Linked DNA regions of Mus musculus: regions 2 and 3 are each linked to region 1. The links are chromatin loops, found by intact Hi-C in ENCODE. Cell type or tissue: left cerebral cortex. All regions are shown on one strand.

Region 1 (8,000 bases):
TTATCTTATTTCTGCATGGACATGTATATTTTATATTGCATCTGTCCATAAATAAACATATAAAATTATACATTTGCAATTTGTCATATAAAAATAACATGCAAAGTATGGGAAAACCTGAAGATCAGAAAAACATCAAATCCGACATAGTCCAGTCTGTCCTTGCTAACAGAGTTTAGACTTTCATCGTTTGGAGGTTATATCAGCTGCCTTTGTCGTTGCTGTGATGTAAATACCCAGCACGAGCAGCCTAAGGAAGGGTCTGTTTTGGCTCACAGGTTGATGGGAAGGCATGGCGGTAGGGGAATAAGGCAGCTGGTCACCCTGCATCCCGTGACAAAGGAGGAGGACAGATGCTGGTACTCAGCTCACTTTTCTTTGACTAAGTCATGTCCCACAGCCCATGGGATGCTGTCAGGGTAGGTATTTCCACCTTAGTCAAACCTCACTGGCTACAGATACACTCAGAAGTGTGTCTCCTAGGTAGTTCTATATCCCATAAAAGTAAAGATTAGCCATCACAGTGATAGATGGAGAAAGAAGAGGGAGGGGAAACAATCTGCGCTCTACACCTTTCATTTAGCTCTTCTTTTTCACTTATAACAACTTTCTTTTTTAATATTTATTTTAAAATCTGTGCATATGTGATGTGGTAGGGTATACGTGTGCGTACAGGTGCCTGTGGCATCCAGAAGAGATTGTCAGATCCCCTGGGACCAGAGCTGTAGGTAGTTGTGAGCTGCCCAACAGAGATGGGGTGGGAACTAAACTCTGGTCCTCTATAAGAGTAGTTTGTGCCTCTAACCACTGAGCCATCTGAACCTGCCACGAGGGAAGGAGCAGGACTTGGCCTGGATCTCTGGATCTCTGAACTCTAGAACTGACAGCTTCATATTAGAGCCAGTTTTGAAAAGCTTTTGGGATCATCTGCTTGATGGGGTCAGAAGAGGAAAACAATTCCCTCTGAGAAGGTCCGATTTAAATAAGGAAGTCAAAGAATTAGCCATTGAAGTGCATTGAAAATCTGGTAAGAGTTCAGGTTGTAGGTACATTTCACACACACACTCACATACACACATACACACACATCTCTCACACACACACACATCTCTCACACACACACACACACACATCTCTCACACACACACATCTCTCACACACACACATCTCTCTCACACACACACACACATCTCACACACACACACATTTTTCTCACACACACACATCTCTCTCACACACACACATTTCACACACACACACCTCTCTCTCACACACACACATCTCACACATACACACACATCTCTCTCACACACACACATCTCACACACACACACATCTCTCTCACACACTCACACACACACATCTCACACATACACATACACACACACACATCTCACACACACACACACATCTCACACAGAATAATTATATAAGATTGGAGATGCATTAACTTGCTTACTTATAGTGATAACTCCAGTGTGTACTTTAGTATCAAATATCTTATATTCAGCCAGTTCAATGGCACAGGCTTATAGCCTTACTACAGGGGAGGCTAACATGGGAGCCAAAGTTTGAAACCAGCCAGCCTGTGGAGAGTGTTCAAGGCCAGCCTACACTACGTGTTTAGATTTGGTCAGAAAAAAAATCAAAACAAGCAAATAAGCATAACAAATCAAAATTATACATACTGTGTACCCTAAGTCTGTCTTATCTAGATAAATTAAAGAACTTAGCTATACTGCCTCTGGTCTAAATGACTATATATATATATATATATATATATATATATGTGTGTGTGTGTGTGTGTGTGTGTGTGTGTGTGTGTGTATAAGTATATGTATATATGCATACATACATACATACATACATACATACATACATACATACATGAGAAAAGCTCTAGGTTTAATTGGTTGGGTTTGGGGTTTATTTATAGTTTTGGATTTTAATTAAGATTGCTTGGGCTTTTGCTGACACTCTTAAGTGTGTGGACTCAAGAACTCAGATATAATTCTTACATTTTGTTTGTGTATTTTATTTGGGGTTTTAGTATTCAAACAGGATCTCCTTCTATAGTCCAGGGTAGCCTGGAACTCACTATGTATCCTCAAACTTTGGGCCATCTTCCGATTATAGGCATGGAACACTTCTCACAGCTTCTTCTACCTCTTAGAAATCTGCCTTAAGTATGGAAATATATTACTATAGAAGCGTCCTAAAATATATACTTTTACATAGATTAACAAAAGAAATCTTTCTTAAGCAAGAACATAAACTTATTTCTGCCTCTGTCTCCTCCTGTGTAATGCAGAGACAAGGATACTTCACAGACCACAGCAAAAAGGTGCATACAGTAAAATGCCAGTTCTAATGACCAGCTTGGATACTGTTTTGCATTCAAAAGTATCAGGAAGTCAAATAAAGGAAGTAAACTGTTCAAGTGATGGCAAATCATGTTGCCTCCCCTGTCACGCGCATGAGCTCCAACTTTTAGATATTATCATAATGGTTTGCCTCATGTATTATTAAGCCTTATGCATCTTATGACTCAAATCATTCTAACGGTACCACTGTTACCTTTGATAAAGGCATCAACCAAACACTCTTCCCACTTACAGTAAGTCCTGCAGCCCTGGAAACTCCCTCCAGTGTCCTCTGGTATGCTCAAGAGTCTATCTCAGCATCTCCCCTGTGGCTAGACCAAGAGAGGGGTCACCAGCTTTTCCCTACTTGTTCATGACTACTCCAGAGAGGTGAAAAACAGAGGGAGACAATTCAGTGGGGGGTTCTGTAATATTGGTGCTGGGGAAACTGTTTTCACATATAAAATAATTATAATATTTTTTAAAAAGTTCTAAAAGTGGATCAATATTCTGAATGTAACAGCTAAAGCCATGAGGATCTTGTGGAAACCTGGGATAAAATGCTATGATTGGGTCTGGTGAGAGAGTGTGATCTCTGACATCAAATCGTGTGCAGGAAACAAACAAAAAAAAAGAGAGAGAGAGAGAAATTGGTTAAATTGATCAGATATGAAAACTTCTATGCATCAAAAGGTATTATTAAACTAGATGTGGTGTGCACCTGTAAGCCCAGCCCTTGAAAGACTGAAGGAGAAGGATTACTGTGAACTCAAAGCCAGCCCAGGAAACATCAGAATAGGTAGGGATGCCTAATAAACAAGACGCTTCTCTTATCTTTTTTTTAATTATTATCTCTAATTTTTTTTTTACAGTCCAGTTGTCATCCCCCTCCTGGTCTGCCCTCTGACAGTTCCCCATCCCATTCCTCATCTCCCCATCTCCAAGACGATGTCCCCACAGCCAGGCCTCCCTGACAAGACTTTTTTTTAAAGTGAAATAAAACTAAAAAGGCATTATTAATGAAGTGAAAAGACAGCCTACATATGGGGAAATGTTTGCAAACTGTGGTGGTTCGAATGAGAGGTGCCCTATAAAGCCTCTGGCATTTGAAGTCTTGGAGCACACTGGGTGGCTGTTGGTCGGGGAGCAGGAGGTGCAGCTTGGCTGGAGGAAGCATATTACTTGGGGAAGGGGGTGTGCCATTTTGAGTTAGCTTCTCTCACGTTTGTGGATGGAGATGTGACCTCTCAGCTGCTGCTTCAGCAGCCCGCTCTTGCTCTTCCACCACCACGGGCTATTATCCCACTGGAGCCATAAGCCCCAAATAAACTCTTTCTTCTGGAAGTCACCTTGGTCATGGTGTTTTATGACAGCAATAGAAAAGTAACTGTCTATCTGTATATCTGGTCAGGGTTTAGTATCTAAAAACCTGGTGAACTGGGGCTTGTATTGAGAAGGATTGCACCATAATTTTTGAATTGTCATTTTTTTCATGGGCAAGCAGCATTTAATATAATATCCTATATCCTCATAATGCTGGCAGTATTGTGGGGTATTCACTGGATTTAGTACAACAGAAAGTCTTTATTAGCCTGCTGAGTGTTAGGAATCCCAGTGTATCCCCGAGCCTTTCTCAGGGTGAGCTTTAACCATGTCCTGGGTTGACATGTGTAGGGACCTGGTTCTGATGCTTTGGTGGGGAATCTGCCTAGGAACAGCAAAGGTCCTGTTTCCCAATCGGTTCTTGATAGATGAGTAAGGATGCTAGCAGCCAATGGTTGGGTGGAAGAGGCGGGACTTCCAGGTTCCCACAGGCAGGCTAAGAGACACAGGAGTGAAAAGATGATTCACCATGCTTTGGAGGGAGAGAGAGCCACCAGCCATGTGAGATCTCTGGTGAAGTGGCCATTGGCTGCTTCCCTGACTGGGCATATGGTAGCAGGAGGGATATTAGCAATGCAACTTAGCTGAGGGAAGATTTAGAGGTGTTGAGCTGGGAGTAAAGATAAGGGCACGTTAGCTGAAGGAGGTTTAGAAGAGCCCAGCCACTGAGCAAAAAGTATATTAAAAATAAGCCTCTCTCTCTCTCTCTCTCTCTCTCTCTCTGTGTGTGTGTGTGTGTGTGTGTGTGTGTGTGTGTGTGTGTGTGTGCTTCACACACAGGTCCAAGGGAACCAGGCTGGGTAGAGGCTAGTAGCATGGTCTACCCAGAGATTAAAGTGGGGTAATAGAAACTTCATGATACAGACATATTTCAGGTAACAAAACCAGAAAGAAGCAGAACTGTAGAAGCCAAAAAGGAAAGTTAGCACAATTAGAGACTTTTCCATAACTATGGACCTCAATGAATTAGGTCTTTATTTTCAGTGTGGCTGGTAATCCTGTCTACATGGTGGTTTTATGGCCTGAATGGTATTTCCATCATGGTGTCAGTTGTGCTAAGGTCTGGGGACCACTTACCAGCAAAGCAGGAAGATGATTGTCTGGCAGATAATCAATGCTTCGTTGTGTAGTTGCTACATTGTGAGTATTCAGTACATTTTTGATCTATGATATTTTCAATTTATGATGGCTTTATCTGGACATAGCCCTATTTTAAGTCAAGGAATTCTGTTCAAAGGACTCTCACAACTCAACAAGAATCAAAACTCACATTGAAATTGGATTTTATTGTAGACATTAGGAGTTGGCACCCTTAAGAGGTAATTATGGCAACGCCGTCCTCTTATGAACTAATTAGTGTCACTGTTGTGGAGTGGGTTAGTAATTTTCATCCTGTCTCTGACTCTCCCATGTGGTTTCTCACCATGTCACCTTCCACCATGTCACTGCACAGAACAAAGGTCTGGTCCTAAACTTTGAGATTCCCTAGCTTCCAAAACTATGAACAAAATAAACCTCATGTGCTTATCAATTACTCAGTCTGTGCTTTTTGTTGTAGCAACAAAACTGATGAAGACACAAGTCAATTTAAAAATGTCTACTTGAGTAGATGTTTCTCCAAGGAAAATGTACAAAGGGACATTCAGGAGAAGTCAACATCATTAGTTAACCACAATGAGATACCACTTCTTGAACCCATTTGGATCATGAAGAAGAAGAAAAAGAAGGAGGGGGAGGAGGAGAGGGAAGAGGGGGGAGAAGGAAGAAGAGGAGGAGGAGCAGAAGCAGAAGATGCAGAAGAAGAAGCAGCAGAAGCAGAAGGAGAAGAAGCAGAAGCAGAAGGAGAAGAAGCAGAAAGAACAAGCATTGGGACTCAGGATGTAGCTCAGTGGCTGGGTACTTGCCTAACCAGCACACAGCTGTGGGGCCAGTCCCTAGCATCACAAAAATAAATGAAACATGTTGTTGAGCATGTTGAGAAATTTTACTGGTGGGACTGTAAGGTGACTCAACTTCTGAGAAAAACAGTTCAGTGATTCCTCTAAAATATTTGATGAAGACTCAATGCACAGCGCCACAGCCCTCTTCCTAGGTGCGAGCTACAAAGAATTCAGAACAGAAATGGAAACAGGTGTATGTACTGTACATGCTTGCTCATCTCTGTGGCACACAGGAGGTGGAACCAACCCAAATGTCCATCAACCGATGAACGGATAAACAGGCTGTGATTTGCATACACAATAAGGGATCTCTTTCATCATGAAGATGCTAGTGCATGCCATGATGTGAAGAAACCTGAAAAACACTACATTACCGAGACAAAAATCAAAACAAAACCAGAAACCAGAAACAAAAAAACACAAAATAAACACATTGAGCTAAGCATGGTAGCTCTCACCTGTAATCCTAGCATTCAGGAAGCTAAAATGGGAGGATTACTATGAATCTGAGGCCATATTGGACTGCATAATGAGGTCTAAGCCAGGCTTAGCTACAGAGTAAGATCCTGTCTCTTTAAGAAATTACATATATGATTCCATCATATGCAATGTCCTGAACAGATCTGTCTAGAGATAGAACACAGATCTGTAGGTCCCAGTGTCTGTGTGGGTTTTAATAGGAAAAAACTGTAATAGGTGAAGTAATTATATGTATGATCCATTATATGCAATGCCCTAAATTGATCAATCTAGAGACAGAATATAGATTTGTGGCTCCCAGTGTCTAAAGTGGAATTTTATAGGAAGACACTACTTAATGAGTAAAGGAAATGTAAGCTAGGCAAATCTGGTAGCTGTACAACATTGTGAATATAATAAATGCTGTTGAATTTTCACTTTATAGTGGTTCATTGTATAAGGATTTCATCTCAGGGGCCTGGAGTGGTAGTACATCAATTAAGAGCACTGACTGCTCTTCCAGGGGACCCCAGGTTTGATTCCTAGCTTGCACATGGCAGCTCACAGCTGCCCGTGACTCCATTTCTTGGGGATCCAGTGTGTGCCCCATCCTTATTCATACAAAAAACAATAAGTATTTAAAAAGAAATTTAAAACACTCACCTAAATAACTTTTTTTTTCAATAAGGAGAGGGACATAGATGTTCTACAACAAATAAACACCCATGCAAGGCTAGAAAGTTGAACCTGCTTTTCTATTTTTGCTTTGTTTTATTGTTTCTTTGAGCCCAGACTACCTCAAGCTCCCTAAGTAGTCAAGGTTGACCTTGAACTCGTGATCGTCTTACTTCCACTTCCCAAGTGCTGGATTAGAGAGTCATACATCACTCTTGCCAAGTGCTATCCTATAAGCATAACAACCGTCATCTTCAGGAGAGCAGCTTAAGACTGCTGAGTGATGTGCTCCAGATTGGGCCTGTTGACTGCTCCCATCTGCTTGCAGAAGGACAGGGTGGAGAGGGTCACTGGACCTTTACCCACTATTCCAGCTGCTCCCCTCTGGATTCCCAGCGAACCTTCCGATTGTGCCCTTGTTGGCTGGGCTTCATAGTCTAGGGAAGCGCTAGAGTTCATAACCAGTAGAAGGTAAACTGAAAGGGAAGTTTATGTAGCTATGGGGATACTGTCATCCATGCTGGGATGAGACTTTTCCGTGGTGCTGCTGTGTTGAGAGTCACACAGGCTCTGTAAATCAACTCAATAAATTCACAGCTGCCCCAAGCCGGACTTTGGTGGAACAGTACCTCGATTCACTGTAGCTGCCCTATCTGAGGCAGGAGAGATCTGATCACTTTTATGGTAAGTTCTTGAGTGAGCCACCACTCCTGGTATCCCCAAGCCTGCTCTCTGAGTGGTGCTATTGGGGTTTCTCCTCTTGTGTAAAATCAGATCACAGTGGACCCTGCTGATGAGGAACAGTACGTTGTGTGTGAGACGTTCCGAACCGGGGCTGTGATGTGAGAAATGCCCTATCCATTGGTCACTTTACTCACCACTGTGACAAAATACCTGACCAAAAGCAACCTAAGAAAGGAAGGGTTGGGTTCTACTTACAATTAAAGGGGACACAGTCCATCAGGGCAGGGACGGGTTGGTAGCAGAAGCAGGAGGTGGCTGCAGGTCATGGGGGTCTGCAGTCAGATGCAGATGCTGACTGGAGAGCCACTTCCTCTTATGCTTGGGGCCCCGGAAGCATTGCCAACTCAAAGTTAAGGTGATTCTTCCCAGCTCAACTAACCTAACTAGATAATCCCTCTCAGACACACCAGAGTGTCTCCAAAGTGATTCTAGATCC
Region 2 (8,000 bases), 91 kb after region 1:
TAGTCAGCAATCTTGGTAGTGAAAATAATTCCAGCTGCTCAGATGACAAGTCACTTTTCTTGGAGGGAGAAGTCTTTGAGGCTTTCTAGCAAAAGGCAGTAGTGAAGACCCATGAGTCCTGTAGACCCACGCCACATGGTGACAAGCCACAGGTGAAGGGCTTGGAGCCACAGTGGATTCTAGGAACAGACTGTGCCAATTTGTCTGGCAGGTTTTGTTTGGCTTGTTTGTTTGTTTGTTTGTTTGTTATATTGTGCATGGTTTTTGTGTTGTTTTGTGTTGTTTTGTTTGGCTGGCTAGGTGATTGGTTGGTTATGTCATCCTTACTGACCTGGAGCTTGTTACACAGATCCCAAGCTGGTCTTGAATGTATGCCAACCCACCTGTTGCTATATCACGAGTGTTGGAATTACAGTCATGGACCACTATACCTAGGTAACACATTGGCTTTTTCCAAAAGATAATTAATTGAAAAAAAATGTTTTTCAGTACCAGCGATTGAAGCAGGAGCCTGAAACATGCCAGGAAAATGCTCTCCCACCCTTGCTATGTGCCGTCTCATAAGGGTATAATCTTGAACGACTTAATTAACCTCGCTTGCTTTAAGTTCTTCAATATAAAATGGAAGTAATTATAGTGCACCTTTCCCCAGGGGTTGTATAGACGTAAATTAGCTGGGCAAAAATGGAAAAAAAAAAACCTACTATACTAAAGGCACTCAATCGATATTAACTACTTTGCTCGCTTCCTGACCACCACACAGGCTAGTACATGGTCAACAGTGCCAGCTGTGATTAGTGATTGTCTACTGTGGTCTTAGAGCTAGTATGTTCGAAGGCCAGTGTACACCAGTGCACAGGGTTGACCTGGGCTAGGCAGTGTGCTTACCCCCTCAAAACCATTGTGCAATGTGGAGCTTGTTGTGCCTGTTTTCATCACAGGGAACTGAGACTTGGGAAAGTAGATGTGGCCTGAGCTAGATGAACAAACTGGCATCAGGAAAAGCATGGATAAATGTCTGCTGTCTGGACCTAGAACCCTACTTTCCACAAACTCCAGGGTGAGAGAGGGTGAAAAATGACAGGCCTTTGTTGTTGGTGTTGTTGTTGTTGTTGTTGTTATTGTTGTTGTTGTTTCAAGACAAGGTTTCTCTGTATAGCCTGGGTTGTCCTGAAACTCACTATGTAGACCAGGCTGACCTCAGACTCAGAGATCTACCAGCCCCTGCCTCCTGAGTGATGGGATTAAAGATGTGTGCTGCTACTGCCCGGCGCACAGGATGTCATTTTTCACCCTCTCCCCAGTTTTCATGAGTGCTATGACACTCATCCCTCTCACCTTCCTCTTCTACCCTTCCTCAGCCCTGCTGTACCTCCTACTCACCCTAACCAAATGTATACAGCAGCCCAGCCTCTTTTCCCCAGTCTGTGTCCCTACAAGATTGGAGCAACCTGAATTCCCAGGGGTAATTTTGCACATTTACCACCGCCCGGCACAGAACAGAGGAATCAAATCACTTCCGTGACAAATGCATGGCTGAACAGGTAGCTGACACTAATTTATACCCTGGTGCTTTAGATTGCCATCAGCTGCCTTCTCTCAGCAGATTGCTATTTTTATCAGATCACATGAGCTGTGTGCCTACAGCGTGGGCACAGGCTCAGTTTTGAAGCCAAGATCATCTACTTCCACCTTTCCCAGAATGTGCTATCTATGCTCTTTCTGCCAAATTTTATATATAAGCTGTTTGGCTCATGTTACCTGGTACCAGGAAAAAAAAAAATCTTTCCATGTCCAAATTCTGGGTTTCCGGTTTCCAGCTGGGGTATGCGTCATCAGAGTACACTGGTGCAAGGAAGAGGAGAAACCAATCTGCTCGCTCACGTGAGGTGTGTTCATGGAAAACTGATTCTGCAGGCAGGGAGAAGACAGGCTCTGTGTGTGTTCATCCGGGTCCTGAAACTCTCTTGTAAGCCTCACAGGCAAAGCCTTTTACCTGCCAAACTGCCCTGTCCTGCTTCTGTTTCTGAGACAGTGTGTCATGTAGCTGAGGTTAGCCTCAAGCTCATTCAAGAGCCAAAGACGGCCTTGAACTTCTGATGATCCCATCTCCACCCCAAGTTCTGGGATTACGGGAGTGCAGCATCTCTATGGTAGGTCAGCATCTGGTAGGTGAAACAGAGCTAACTGCACTTGCTAGAACGAGGCTCCCAGTAAGCCCACCTCACAGGCACATTGAGGTTAAAAGTTAAAAGATAAAGTACAAATAAGAGCATTTCAAAAGTCTAGAGTCCTCAGTGTAGGTCACTATAGAAATGTTAGCAACAGTCTAGGGGCCCAAAGGCAATTCGAGATTCGGGATTCAGGTGAGCCGAAATCTTAGTGCATTTCAGTCTGAGACCATGCTAAGATGCAAACTGGGACTCAGTGGGCCACAGATGGGGCTCAAGAATCAGCATTTACACCAACACTTTTGGGACAGGATGTATCTAAATCCTCACAGTAACTCTCTGGAGGCTGGAGCAATGGCTCAGTGGTTAAGAGCACTTAAGTGCACTTCCAGAGGACCTGGGTTTGACTCTCAGCACCCACATGGTGCTGTAACCCCAGATGCAGGGGATCCAATGCCTTCTTATGACCTCTATGGGCATGAGAAGTTCATGTGATACACATAAACACACATGCAGGCAAAACACCCATGCAACTAATAAAATAAGCACATAAATCTAAAACAGTAACACTTAGCTGCATTGCCCACTGGAAGCACAGGAGAGGCTGCACCGTCCACTCCAGGATGATTCAATTTCATCAGCAGGGTGCAGCCATGGGCAGTTAAAGAGGCTGGAAGGATGGCTCAGGGCTGCTCTTCCAGAGGATATGGGTACTAATTCTTAGCACCTACACGGAAGTTCACAACTGTCTGTAAATGCAGCCCTCGGTGATCTGATGACCACTTCTGGTGTCCACAGGCACTGCACACACACGGTGGACAGACATACATGCAGGCAAAGCATTCATAAACATAAAAATTTTTAAAACAAAAAGAAAGGGAAAAGCTGGGCAGAATAGCACATGCTTTTAATCCCAGTACTCGGGAGGTCGAGAGGCAGGCAAATCTCTGATTCTGAGGCCAACCTGGTCCACAGAGTGAGTTCCAAGACAGCCAAGGCTATCCCCACAGAGAGAGTTCTAGGACAGCCAAAGCTATCCCAGGCTTATCAAGGATTTGGGAAATGGTGAGATATGTGGAGCTTTCAAGATTATAAGAAGCATTTCTTTCTCTCTTCCTTCTTTCCTTCTCCTTCCTTCCTTCCTTCCTTCCTTCCTTCCTTCCTTCCTTTCTTAACTGAATCAGAGTCTCTCACTGAATCAGCTCAGTGATCCTGCTAGTTTAGCTAGTCAGTATGCCCAGAGACCCCCAAGCACTGGGAATACATATGGGCTACTAAGCCCACCTGACTCTCAGTTGACTTTGGGGATCCAAACTCTTGTAAACACTTCATCTACTGTGAACTGCTTCACCGGCTCCTATTTGTTGCTGTTTGTCTGCTCCTTTGGTTTTTTTTTTTTTTTTTTAGACAAGGTCTCACTGGGTAGCCAAGGCCAGCCTGGAATTCATTCTGTGACCCAAGGCTAGCCTCAAACTTGTTATAATTCTACTGCCTCTGCCCCAGTGCTGAAATTACAGGCACGAGCCACATGCCTGGCTATTTACTTACTTACATATTTGTTTATATTTGAGTTTGGAGACAGAATCATCCTATGCAACCCAGCTGACTTCAAACTCTTCATCTTCCTGCCACTGCTTCTGGAAGTGCTGGCAATACTACTGTATGGTACTACACCCTTCATGGACTGCACCTTCCTATCATCCTAACTTGACTTTGCCCCCGGGGGAATGCACCAGTGGCTCAAGCATGGTGACTCTTCCTTTGGATCTTCTAATTAGTGTGCAAAAGGAGTCCTTTGTAGGGCCCAGCTAGGAGGCCACTTGCTGTACGATGTCATTACAAAGATCAGATTTACCACATCTGTAAAATGGAGGGGAGTGAGGCAGGTTGTTTAAAGAGCTGCTGAAACTAAAAGCTTGCAGTGGATCAGGCCCAGGGGAGCCTTAGGGCACAGCCCAGCTAAATGGCCTCCACCCTGCTATCAGATTAAACCAACTGCTCTCTGCTCACCTGAGGGGCACGTGTGTACCCTGACCGACCAAAGAGGAGGAGGAAGGAGGAAAGGAGGAGATCTGGAGTGAACTGCATGTGGGCAGGAGAAAGAAAGGTAATGACCCCAGAATAACTGAGTCTCTCTTTCTCTTTCTCTTTCTCTTTCTCTCTCTCTCTCTCTGTGTGTGTGTGTGTGTGTGTGTGTGTGTGTGTGTGTGTGTGTGTGTTTGTGTGTGTGCGCGCGCGCTCATGTACTTGTTACCAAGAAGATAAATTCTAAACATTCTCAGCCTTAAGGGCAGGAAGAAATCACCTGCTTCCCTCCCAAATTCCACTAACCTCAAAACGGAATCAGCTGTTATTCAGCTCATAAGCTCTTTGGCCAGCACCATGCCAGGACCCTTCCAGGTTCCAGATGCCAGAACTAGGGCAAAGGGAGGACGGAGAGGGGCCAGGCAGGGGCACCTGGCCCTCAAAGGACTTGGGCACAGTACCTTACCAGCTGTCACTCGGAGAGGGAGAGGCAAACAGTCAGAGCAGGCTTAAAACTACTTTGGGGGTTTTTAGGGGCTGATGGGTCAGCACAGCATACTCAGAACACAAACCTTAAGGAAGCTGTATTGGCCTTGCAGCTTTGGCAGTTTCCTTCCGATCCTGTGCTGTTTCCAGAACAGCAAAATGAGTTCAGTCTCCAGTAGCTACCTACTGGGGATGCGGTGAGGATTCCAGAGTTTCTGTGAGTACCCTGCTGCCGTTCTGCCTTGCACATAGCCAGAGCACGGAAACCCTGTTTTTATAAAGAGCTGATATCCTATTTTTATAAAGAGTTGATATCCCCCTGTCAATTTTTCTGGGGACAGGGTCTGTTATTTCCACATAATTCTTCATGGACCCTTCTTGTTCTTGTTTGCTTTCGATAGAGTCTCACTGTATCATTCCCTGGCTAGCTTGCAACCTGCTGTGTAGAGCAGGCCAGCCTGGCCTCAGACTTACAGCAATCTTCCTGCTTCTATCTTCTGAGTACTGGGATTAGAGGCGTACATCACCACACCAGCCTCTTCGTGGAAACTATTCCTCCTAGGCCAGGCAGGCTGCCTTTTTCTGTTCAAATGTTCCAACTTCTTCTCAAGGGCCCCTCTGTAGGATGGTATCTTTCTTTGTCTCAACTGGGATACCACGGTCAAATTCCCTGAGTTTTGTCTCCTGACCAGCGGTGTTCTGAGGCAGGTGGGACTTGGACACACAGACAACTTGGCAGTTTCAATACTACCCATGATGCCCAGGACTTGTGCTGTATATTGATGATGGTCTCAATTTCCATTACCCTTGTGACTCCCTGTCCTCTTCTCTGATGCTCAGAGAGCTTCTTGACCAGTGTACAACACAGTCTCCTCCCAAAACCAAGCCTGATGGAGAGCCAGCCTCAGAGTGCCCAGTCACACAGCAACCAATAAGAGTGGCAGGAGCATTGTGACCATGGAAAAAGAATAAGAGAAAGAAAGAAGAGTCAGAAAGGCTATGGCCACACAATAAAGAGCCACTCTGGAATGGTAGCTTGGTCTCAGAAATTAAGAATAGGAAAAACTCAGACCAGAAACTGTGACTAGGCAGGCTTGGAGCCAGGGTGCAAGGTGTCTGTAATTCTCTCTAGTGTCCTGTTTCTCTTCATGAACCTTAGGATTTTTGTAGCTTTCCGAAGTCAAATACACTGCAAGAAGATTAAAAGCTAAACCGAACGGATGGGGGTGCTGCCAAGGGATTAAACTCAGTCTCCTGGAGCAAAGTTTGACTATGATAGCCTGTTTGTACAGGGCTGGCATGCAGGCATCCTGGAGTCCAAGGGCAGGAAGGCCCCACACCTCTGTGGTCATGAGTTAATCATGCTGCTAGAAGCCTCCTGATCATGACAGAGGAGACTTGTACCTGGCCAGAAGGGCAACAGTGCTGACCATCAGGTGAACCCTGACTCAGGGGGTCCAGAGGAAGGAAGAATTTCTGAGATTAAAAGTCCTGTCCTGCTGTGACTTTCCACAGAGGTGACAGGATCCCATGTGGACTTGGGACCAACGATTGATTCCTCTGGTTGTCATGACCCAAATACGGGCAGTTCCTCTCTGTGCACCGCTGGTCAGGGAAGAGGGGTATTGGATTCTACAAACCAAAGGAAAACAAGATTGCAATGCCTTCCATTTAGAAATGCCAGGTCTGGCAGGGCATGCCTTTAGTCCCAGCACTAAAAGGAAGCAGGAACAGGTAGATATCTGAGTTCAAGGGCAGCTTGGTATACAGAGCAAGTTCTAGGATAGCCAGGGCTACACAGAGAAACTCTGTGTCAAAAACTGAAAAAAAAAAGGGGGGGTGGGGGTGGGGAACCAGTCAATTTGAAAGTATTCTATGCAAAGAAATGGCTCAAATTTACAGCTTCCAGGCTCACAGGTATATGGTATGTGGGTATGTGGGCAGCTGGGTCAGAGGACAACTGGCGGGAGACCCTGTCTCATAAATAGATAAACAAGTAAATAGATAAAGGCCATATAACAGAAGTAGGCTTTATCTTTGATAACTTTGTAGCTAAATTGTAGGCAAAGGTAACTGAGTCAGGCCAGGCTAGCCAGCATGCTCAGGACACTAAGATGGCAGGGTACATTTCCACCTTGTGACACTTTCTAATCCAGGCAGCATCTGTGTTTGGTCTGAGCAAGTAGGAAGCCGCCACTAACTGACAGGAGAGGAGCTGCTGAGGGAGCAGGCTTGCAGGCTCATCAGGCTTGCAGGCTCATCAGGAGTTCAAGCCCACTGGAAGCAGAGACCTTGCCATTTATCGAGGAGCTTGGACCTAAACCCATGGATGTGAAAGCATAGACGTAAGTCAGGTTTGGTGGTGCCTAAATGTGATCCCAGTGTTTGAGATGTTGAGGAAGGAGGACCAGGAGCTCAAGGCCACCCTCAGCCGCGTGAGATCCTTCTAGAAAGAGATAAAATGGAGGAGTGCGCGGGGGGGGGGGGGGGGGGGGGGGCGTGTCTGGGTTTGGTTGCACTCAGCCAAAGTATAGGAGGAGTTCAAGGGCAGAGGCTTAGCAGTCAGTTGGGAAAATGAGGGGAATCAAGGGAGACTGGGAGTGGCCAGTGGGGAGGAGGCGTGGCCATCCCCAGATGGTCCACGCTATTTTTCTGCACACGTTCTCACTAGGACCACACAGTAAATGTTTTCACCCTCATGAGCCACACGCCCCTTGTTGCCACCACTTCGTTCTGCCATCATAGCACAAAGCATCCTCAGACGCAAGTGAGCAGTAGACATCACTGCACTCCATCCAGTAAAGTCCGTGAGAACCTGCACAGGCTGACTTGACCTGCGGCTCTCATATGCCAAACCTCTGGTAGAAACCAATGTGGCCCCAGGAGCTGAGCCACGTGGGCAGAGAGTGGGAGAGCTGATGTTCTGTCTGGAGGCCGAGTTGGCAGAGAGCTCCGAGGCAAAGCAGTACGTGGGATCAAATGCTGCTGACAGCTAGAGTGGATAAAAGAGAACCAGCCAGTGACGATGGGAACACAGGGGACAAGTGGCCTCGACTGCTGCATCTTGGTACAATGAGCAGGCAGGCTGATCAGGATGAGGGCCAAAGAGTGGGAATTCCTTTGAAGAACTCTGGCTCCTGAGAGGGGAGGGGGGAATGCTCAGAGAGCCGCTATTCTTTTTGGTCAGTGAACCAGGAATGCGGTTGTTAGTCCCACAGAATCCAACTGTTACCAAAACACAGGAGTGGCTGAGGTTCCTTTAGTCAAAGCATCCCATCACGGCCATGGCGTTTCAAGGAATCCACATTATTGAGAGTC
Region 3 (8,000 bases), 110 kb after region 1:
GTTTTTATGAAAATACTATAAAATAATTAAAAGGCTAGATATACTTTCTCACACCTGTAATCACAGCACGTGGCAGGGTCTTACAAGAGGATCATGGATTCAAGGGCAGTTTAGCTAACACAGGAAGACCCTGTCTCAAAAGAACAAAACAGTACTGGGGTAGAGCTTCGTGGCAGAGGGCATGCTTAGCATGTATGAGGAGCCCCTAGTTTCCCCTTAACAAAGAAGACAGTGTATAATAGTGAACAGTATACAGCAAATACTAGTATCAAATATTATGTGCTTTCCATGATTTTTGTTTGTTTAATTTTGAAACAAGTTTTCACTATGTAGCCTTGGCTAGCTTGGAATTTACTTGGCAAACCAGGCTACCTTATAATTCACCAACATCTACCTGCTTCTGCCTCCTGACTGCTGCAATTAAAAGCATGAGCCATGGAGAGATGGATCAGTGGTTAAGAGCACTGCCTGATCTTCCGAATGTCCTGAGTTCAATTCCCAGAAACCATGTGGCTCTCAATCATCTGTAATAGGATCCGATGCCCTCTTCTGGTTTGTCTGAAGAGAGCAATGGTGAAGACATAAAAAATAAAAAAAAAAAGAAACATTATGATCCAGGCAGTGGTGGCACACGCCTTTGATCCCAGCACTTGCGAGACAGAGGCAGGTGATTTCTAAATTCAAGGCCAGCCTGGTCTACAGAGTGAGTTCCAGGACAGCTAGGGCTACACAGAGTGACCCTGTCTTGAAAGAACAAAAAAAGGGCTGGAAAGATGGCTCAGCAGTTAAGAGCACTGACTGCTCTTCCAAAAGTCCTGAGTTCAAATCCCAGCAACCATATGGTGACTCACAACCACTGGTAGTGAGATCTGATCTGATTTTTTAAAAAAGAATTATATTTATTTATTTATTTATTTATTTATTTATTTATTTATTTATTTATTTATTTTATGTATGTGTGTACACTGTAGCTGTACAAATGGTTGTGAGCCTTCATGTGGTTGTTGGGAATTGAATTTTTAGGACCTCTGCTCACTCAAGCCAACCCTGCTTGGTCAACTCTGTTCGCTCAGTCCCTGCTTGCTCCAGCCCAAAGATTTATTTATTATTATACATAAATACACTGTAGCTCACTTCAGACGCACCAGAAGAGGGCATCAGATCTTATTACAGGTGGTTGTGAGCCACCAAGTGGTTGCTGGGATTTGAACTCAGAACCTTTGGAAGAGCAGTCAGTGCTCTTACTCTCTGAGCCATCTCACCAGCCCCTAAATAAATCTTAAAGAACAAAAAGAAAAAAGAAAACAAACAAACAAACAAAAAACAGATTAAACTATTTCGTTGTTATTAACTAAATAGTTTTAGTGTATTAACAAACAAAACTTGCAAAGGTCCGAATCAGGGCAATATTGCTGCAGACTGAATGTTGAGCCTATATTTAGTGGTTCTCTCCTCTGTTTGCCTCACTCACACATCTCTTCTGGTCCAGAAGGTGAGAAAGGAGTTGGCTGGGGCCCAACCCATCCCCTCCCTGAAACCAGCCTGGCCTTTTCAACTCCAGCTGTTTCTGGGGTCAATGCCCCAGCCGGCCGGCCGGAAGAGGACAGGGTGTCTTTCCCACACCCTAAACTAGAAAACAGAAGAGGGAGCCCCTCCTAGGCCTACTCGTCAGACAGGTAGGAGATAAATGCTTGTGAGGAATTGAGGAATGGGTGCCTGGCCCTTTAATGACAGGGGCTCTAGTAGCACGAAACTAATTACTTCTCTGGCCCTTGGAGACCATTTTCTACTTCACCAACAACAACCTCCTCCAGGAAGTGGAAGAGGACCCTTGGGCTCCTGGACATAGAGGGAAGGGGTTGGCTACCTGGACATACCAGTTTGAGAACACTTAAAATGGCTCACCCTTGAGTACTTCCGGGAAGCCTCAGTCGATGGTTGTATTTGTGTCTGGAGAAAAGTACACGGACATCTTACTCTAACTTGTATCTGGGCCAGTTAGGAAAGTGGGGTGTATTGGAAGCAGAAAGTGTCCTTCAAGGGCCACAGACCCCCATCCCCCATGTCTGCCTTACAGCAGCCCCATGAACCTTGCAACCCTCTCCCATCACAGTGGGCTGGGATGCAGCTCACTGGGAGACCTCTAGCCCAGCACCTGCAGCAACATTACCCTCCCTCCCAAGGGAAACCAGAAAGAACTTCCCTTCTTTAAAGGGCTCCAACACTTGTGCCAGCCAGTATCAGCCAGTGCCAGCCCAAACCAGAATTCCCAGTCTCTCAGGTTTACAGGCCCCCACATTCTGTTACTGTTTCCTTTTTACCCACGAGGAGGCTAAACACAGCTCTAGGAGAGCTGCCTACATTACCCTAGGGGATGCCTGAATCTCATCATACTCCTGTTTTAGGCAGTAAAGCTTTTTTTTTTTTCTTCTTTTGAGATAGGGTCTCATAATGGGGAACTGTTTTTCAAGCATTGTCTCTTGCACGGCTTAGGAGCTTTGGGGTGCGCACTTGTTTATTTTCCTAAGTCTTACAAACCAGGAAATTGGCTCTCACAGAGCTTAAGCAGTTGGCTATAAATCATAAAGTGACTAGAAAAAGAGATTGTATCTCAACCCAAGACTGTGTCCCCCAAACTCTGTGCTGCTGGACCAGATGTAGTCTTTGGGAGAGGACTGGAGGGTCAGGGATGACAGGGAATGCCAGCTCAGCCCTAGAACATCAGTCACCTTTAACATCACCCACCTCCTCCTTGATGCACAAACATAGGGGTGGCACAGACCAGGAATTAAGGCTCCTAATAGATTTGCATTTCAGAAACACAAGGGGGGCTTGGAGAGATGGCTCAGCGGTTAAGAACACCGACTGCTCTTCCAGAGGTCCTGAGTTCAATTCCCAGCAACCACATGGTGGCTCACAACCATCTATAATGAGATCTGATGCCCTCTTCTGCCGCCTCTGAAGAAAGTGACATTGTATTCACATATACAAAATAAATAAATAAATAAATAAATAAATAAATAAATAAATAAATAAATCCTAAAAAAAAAAGAAAGAAAAGAAAAGAAACACAATGAATATTTTGTTATGGGTTTTTGGTTTTTCAAAACAACGTTTCTCTGTGTAGCTCTGGCTGTCCTGGAACTCTCTCTCTACCCCAGGCCTCTGCCTCCCCAGTGCCCAACTACCAGGCTTCAAGGAATAGTGTGTGGTATGTGGTGTGTGTGGTGTATGTGTGTAACTGATGGGTAAGTAGAGATGACTTACTAATTAAGGCTGTACAGACAGCTGGTTAAAAGTACCATTAGCTGATCTTGAAGAGAGCTAGGGTGAGGTACCCACATGGTAGCTCCAGTTAGAGGGGATGCACTGCCCTCTTCTGGCCTCCACAGGCACTGCATGCTTGTGGTGCATATATTATATATGACACAAAACACTCATATACATAAAAATAAATGTTTTTTTTTTCTAGAAGAGACAACTTGCTAAAAGCCTATGACCACAGCTCTTTGATCTCTCAAGGAGCAAACCAAGTAAGGGTGAGGTTCTGTGACTGCCACATTCTGTCTAGAAGATTGCTCCACCACTAAGCAGCAACTCCCGGCCAATTTCAAACAGTACTGAAAGCCAAGAACACTTGAACTTGGGCTTCCCCTTCATCTCTCCATAACACTTTTCGGTTGGCATGATTTTATCTCCCTCTACCTAGGAAGCCAAGAGCCTTTGTCCACACAAAGTGGCAGAGCTAAAATCCAAACGGATACTCAGTAGAGCCAGACCCTGTCTCAGAAACAAAACCAAAGACAGCAAAACCTCCTCCTAAGCGGCAGGATCAGGGGCGGCAGGAAGACCCACTGGCTGGGGGGCGGGGCTTAACTCCACCAGCTTTTGCAGCTTCTCTTTGCTTCCCTTTACCACCAGCTATCGTCACATTTGATAACACATTTCTGTTCACACGCCTGCCCCAATGGAATTCTTTTTCGTGAATAGTATGCAATGCATTTATCCTCTTACTAGTGAGGCATTCCTTGTTTGTGGTGGGGTTGGTCCACGCGGAGTGGGCTCAGCTTCAAGTGCAGGTGCGTCTGCTCTGCCAGGTAACGTCAAGGCTGCGGCTCCAAGTGCTTGTTCTAGTTAGCCCTCCGTGCAGGGGTCTCAGACTGAGTCCCTGTGGAAAGGTAGTTTTATCAGAATCATTACTTTCCGCCGTGTGAGGAGAAGAAAAATCACCTCCCCTTTTCAGCTTTGTTTCTAGGGACAAGGGAAGCTGGGAGCGCTTCCGCAAGAGTCCATTCCGAAGTTCCTTTCTGAGTTATCCTTCTCTTTGGGTACTCGCCTTCGGGGTTTTAAATTTTTCTTTTGTCTCTGTTTAATGTCTATCAACTGTATTTATGTCATATTCCAACATGGGCATATATCGTGTGCAATGATCAAATCCATCTCTCCGACTCCTTCCCAGCCTCTTATCACCGCCATCCTATTTGAGTTGAGAACCCGGGGCAACTTCTCTTCCTGCATCTGGTTTATTTCATGTAGCACATATCCTTCAGTTCTAGACTTTTTTTTTTTTTCAAGTGACAGTATTTTTTTTTCTTCATGCCCGACTAAAACTTCATGTTTCACATTTTCTTTGCCCTCTCGTCTCTTATGCCCGTGTCTTTGTGTTGCGTGTGCACAAACACGTGTGGAGGCCAGAGGTCACCATCCTCTCTCCCTCCCACTGTATTTTTTGAGACAGGGTAACTCACGAGGTTGGAGATCACTGATTGGCTAACCCAGCTGGTCAGTGAGTCTCCAGGATTCTCTCATCTCTGCCTCCCCCCACACTAGGATTACAGGCACGTGCCACCACAGCTGGCTTTTTATGGGGTGTTGGAGGGCTGAACTCAAACACTACCCACTGAACCATCTCCATAGCATCTCTTTTATCTATCTATCTATCTATCGACAGAATCACCCTATTTAGCCCTGGCTGTCCCTGGACTGGTTATATAGACCAGGCTGGCCTCTTACTCACAGAGATCCCTCTGCCTCTGAGTGCTGGGATTGATGAGCATCTTTGTCTATTCCATATCTTAATGCTTGTAAATAATCCTGAGATAAGCACACACAGGCACATCGGCACGTGTCTATCTCATATGTCGATTTCGGTCCCTGTGAGTGTGTGTGTGTGTGTATATATATATATATATATATATATATATATATATATATATAGCCAGCAGTTGGATGTCTGGGTCACATGCTTTGGCTAGTTCAGTATTTCGAGGAACATCCATGCTGCCCTCCCTCCACGCATTCCCACCAGAATGAAGAAAGTTTTCTTTTTCTCCTATTCTGTTTATTTATTATTATTATTTCATATATGTAAGTACGCTACACTGTAGCTGTCTTCAGACACACCAAAAGAGGGCATTGCATCTCATTACAGATGGTTGTGATCCACCATATGATTGCTGGGAATTAAACTCAGGACCTCTGGAAGAGCAGTCTGTGCTCTTAACCGCTAAGCCAGCTCTTCAGCACGCCCCCCCCCCACCTTTCCTCCCATTCTCATCAGTATTTTTTTTTCCTAACAGCTATTCTGTATTGTGCCAGATATCTCATTATAGTTTTCGTTTGTATTTTCCTGATACTAGCCACCTGTATCTTTTTATCCATGTGCATTATTGAAGAAACAGGCATAGTGGCAATTTTTAAGAATGGGAAGGAGTTGCTGGAGATTAAACCCACAGCCTATGCTTGCTAAATAAGCACCTCATAGTCAGCAGTTAATTAAAATTAATTAATCACAGAGTCTCCATATGTAGCCCAGGCTGCCGTCACACTTACAACCCTGCTCGGCCTCCCAAGTGCTGGGGTGGCATGCATCTATATTCCCTTGCCTGACTTTCATAAATGATTTATTTAAGTTCTGGAATGACTGGAATTTTGTCTTCACACTTCCCTTTCTAAGTTAAGGCTGTTTGGTCAGTCATTACCCTGCTTAGAAGTGGAATTAGTGATGGATTGTGAACACACCTGTTGGCTGTTTCCTGTGGGGGTCATTGTGTTATATGTGCAAGGAATGGAAACTTACCGTTGGAAACAACAACCTTCTGGTCAGGACAACCAGTCTCTTACCTGGACAGCCTTGTCCAATTAGCAGCTCAGGAGGTTAGGCAGTGCCAGAGCCTAAACTGAAGAGACTGAATAGCTCTGCAAAGGTAGTCAGAATGTGAATGGAGCCCCTCCCACTCCCGGGATTCCCGGGAGGGGCGGGGCCAGGAAGGAGGCTGGATACCAGATTGCGGAGTCCATGCGTCCATGTCCATTGGTCCAGCTCTATGCGAACTACCACCGTATTGTAGGGGGGCACTCATGTACTTGGGGTTTAGTGACTACTTTCCTTGCACAGGATGATGTAGGGGAAAGAGTCAGAGTTTTGTTTGCTGGACTGTGAATGGAACCCAGTACTTCCGGTTGACTTATCTGCCCAATAAAAGCGACTGTTTGGGGAGTGTTTGTTTTTGAGACATTTCTTGATTTTTGGGCCAGCCTGGAATTTGTCATGTAGCGAAGGATGACCTTGATCTTCTGACCCTCGTCCTTACCTCTCCCAAGTATCACTAAGCTTGACTTACGCAGTGTTTGTTTGAGATCCAACTCTGGACCTCTCCTGTGCTAAGCTACTTCCCCAAACCCAAAGAAGGTTAAATAAGGAGGGAAGACCCACTCCAACTGTGAGCATTTCATGGACTGGGACCCTGGACTGAATGAAAAGGAGAAAGTGAAGGGCCAGCAGGATGGCTCAGCAGGTAAAGGGGTTTAGTGTACAAACCTGACACCTGAGACCCATTGCTGAAGTCTGCGTAAAACAAGCTGGAACTGGTAGTTGTGCATCTCTGTAAAGCCAGCACTTCTCAGGCAAGATGGAAGGCAGAGACAGAAGGATCACCAGAAAGCTCAAGGACCCACTAACCAAGAATATACACTGAGAAACAGTAAGGGGGCCTGCCTCAATAAGGCTCAAAGAGACAACTGATTTCACAAAGGTGTTCTCTGACATCCCCCCCACCCCACCCCCACACACAGACATGCATGCGCATGTGTACTAGGGAAGAGAGAGAGAGAGAGAGAGAGAAGAGAAGAGAAGAGGCACTCATCTATCTCTGCTTACTGCTGGAGGGTTTAAAGCCACCAGCTGCCTCAGGCTCCTGCCCCAACACCTTTCCCACCAAGATGGATGAATACTCAAACCATTCTATGTATTGGACTACCAAATTCTATAACTGGATGGTCTAGGCCTATGAGTGACTTCTTCTTTGCAAGCTGGTTAGATAAAATCAGCTACAGCCAGTTACTGGAGGAATTAGAGGCAGGTGGGTTTGGAGTGCTCTGATTGGAGGAGGAGAGACCAAGAGGGAAAGAAAGAGGAAGAAGAAGGTGAGGAGGAAAGAGAAGCCGCAATGGGTTAAGTGAGACATGAAAATGTGGCCCTGGGGGCTGATGTAAGAGAGCAAGAGCAGCCGAGATAGAACCTAGTAACAGCTCAGGGTTATCAATAGGAAAGTAGATTCTAATAGCATAGAGGGTAAGCATCTTCTCAGCTCGTGTGCTGTTTAAGGCATAATAATTAATAATAATAATGTGCCTTTTATTAAGGTGGGGTAGAAACCCCAGATTGGGATAGCGGGGAGAAGGACCATGAGCTCGCAGTCAGGAGAAACAGCAAGTATCTGGGGCACACTGCTGGGGAGGCAGCGGGGATGCGGCCAGGTCGGCAGTTAGAAGAGTCGATTAGGAGTGACTCCCAAGTAATTGTCAAAGCCAAATAAAAAAACCATAGTCCGAGTCTCATTTATTTGCAAGCTAGCCAGGGATAAGCTTAAATTGGTTGTACTACCTAAACCCACTCTTCCTTAAATTGCTTTTTAAAAAATTTACATTGATGCCTTTATTTACTGTGGATGCGTGCACGCGTGCATGCATCCGTACTGACACGACTCTCAGGAGTCAAC

What was found. Hi-C counts contacts between places; a loop is a spot of excess contacts. Peaks named below come from ENCODE experiments on the same cell type or tissue, not always from the same donor. Only the 100,000 strongest peaks of a DNase experiment are listed, where the experiment ranks them.
Region 2: a loop joins it to region 1, with 1.8 times the contacts of the local background. A loop is called at or near these places in 2 of 42 quality-filtered maps.
Region 3: a loop joins it to region 1, with 2.2 times the contacts of the local background. A loop is called at or near these places in 2 of 42 quality-filtered maps.

What each region holds. Positions count from the first base shown.
Region 1 is chr5:53,087,689-53,095,688 of GRCm38, reverse strand. No RefSeq gene overlaps it. Among named protein-coding and RNA genes, the nearest start is that of Gm17182, 42 kb to the right of the region's middle. In left cerebral cortex, no CTCF peak of the experiment used is centred here; a DNase peak (open chromatin) is centred at 4,204.
Region 2 is chr5:52,996,547-53,004,546 of GRCm38, reverse strand. No RefSeq gene overlaps it. Among named protein-coding and RNA genes, the nearest start is that of 5033403H07Rik, 8.3 kb to the right of the region's middle. In left cerebral cortex, a CTCF peak has its summit at 4,920; DNase peaks (open chromatin) are centred at 1,700, 2,801 and 7,626; H3K27ac peaks cover 1,000 bases.
Region 3 is chr5:52,973,866-52,981,865 of GRCm38, reverse strand. All of the region lies in intron 2 of 5033403H07Rik (RIKEN cDNA 5033403H07 gene), which reads left to right. It overlaps Gm30301 (a long non-coding RNA gene), which reads right to left and starts at 7,097. Exons shown (of 4, transcript XR_376956.4): 1 at 6,124-7,097; 2 at 4,015-4,168. In left cerebral cortex, CTCF peaks have their summits at 538 (motif pointing left) and 3,386 (motif pointing left); no DNase peak of the experiment used is centred here.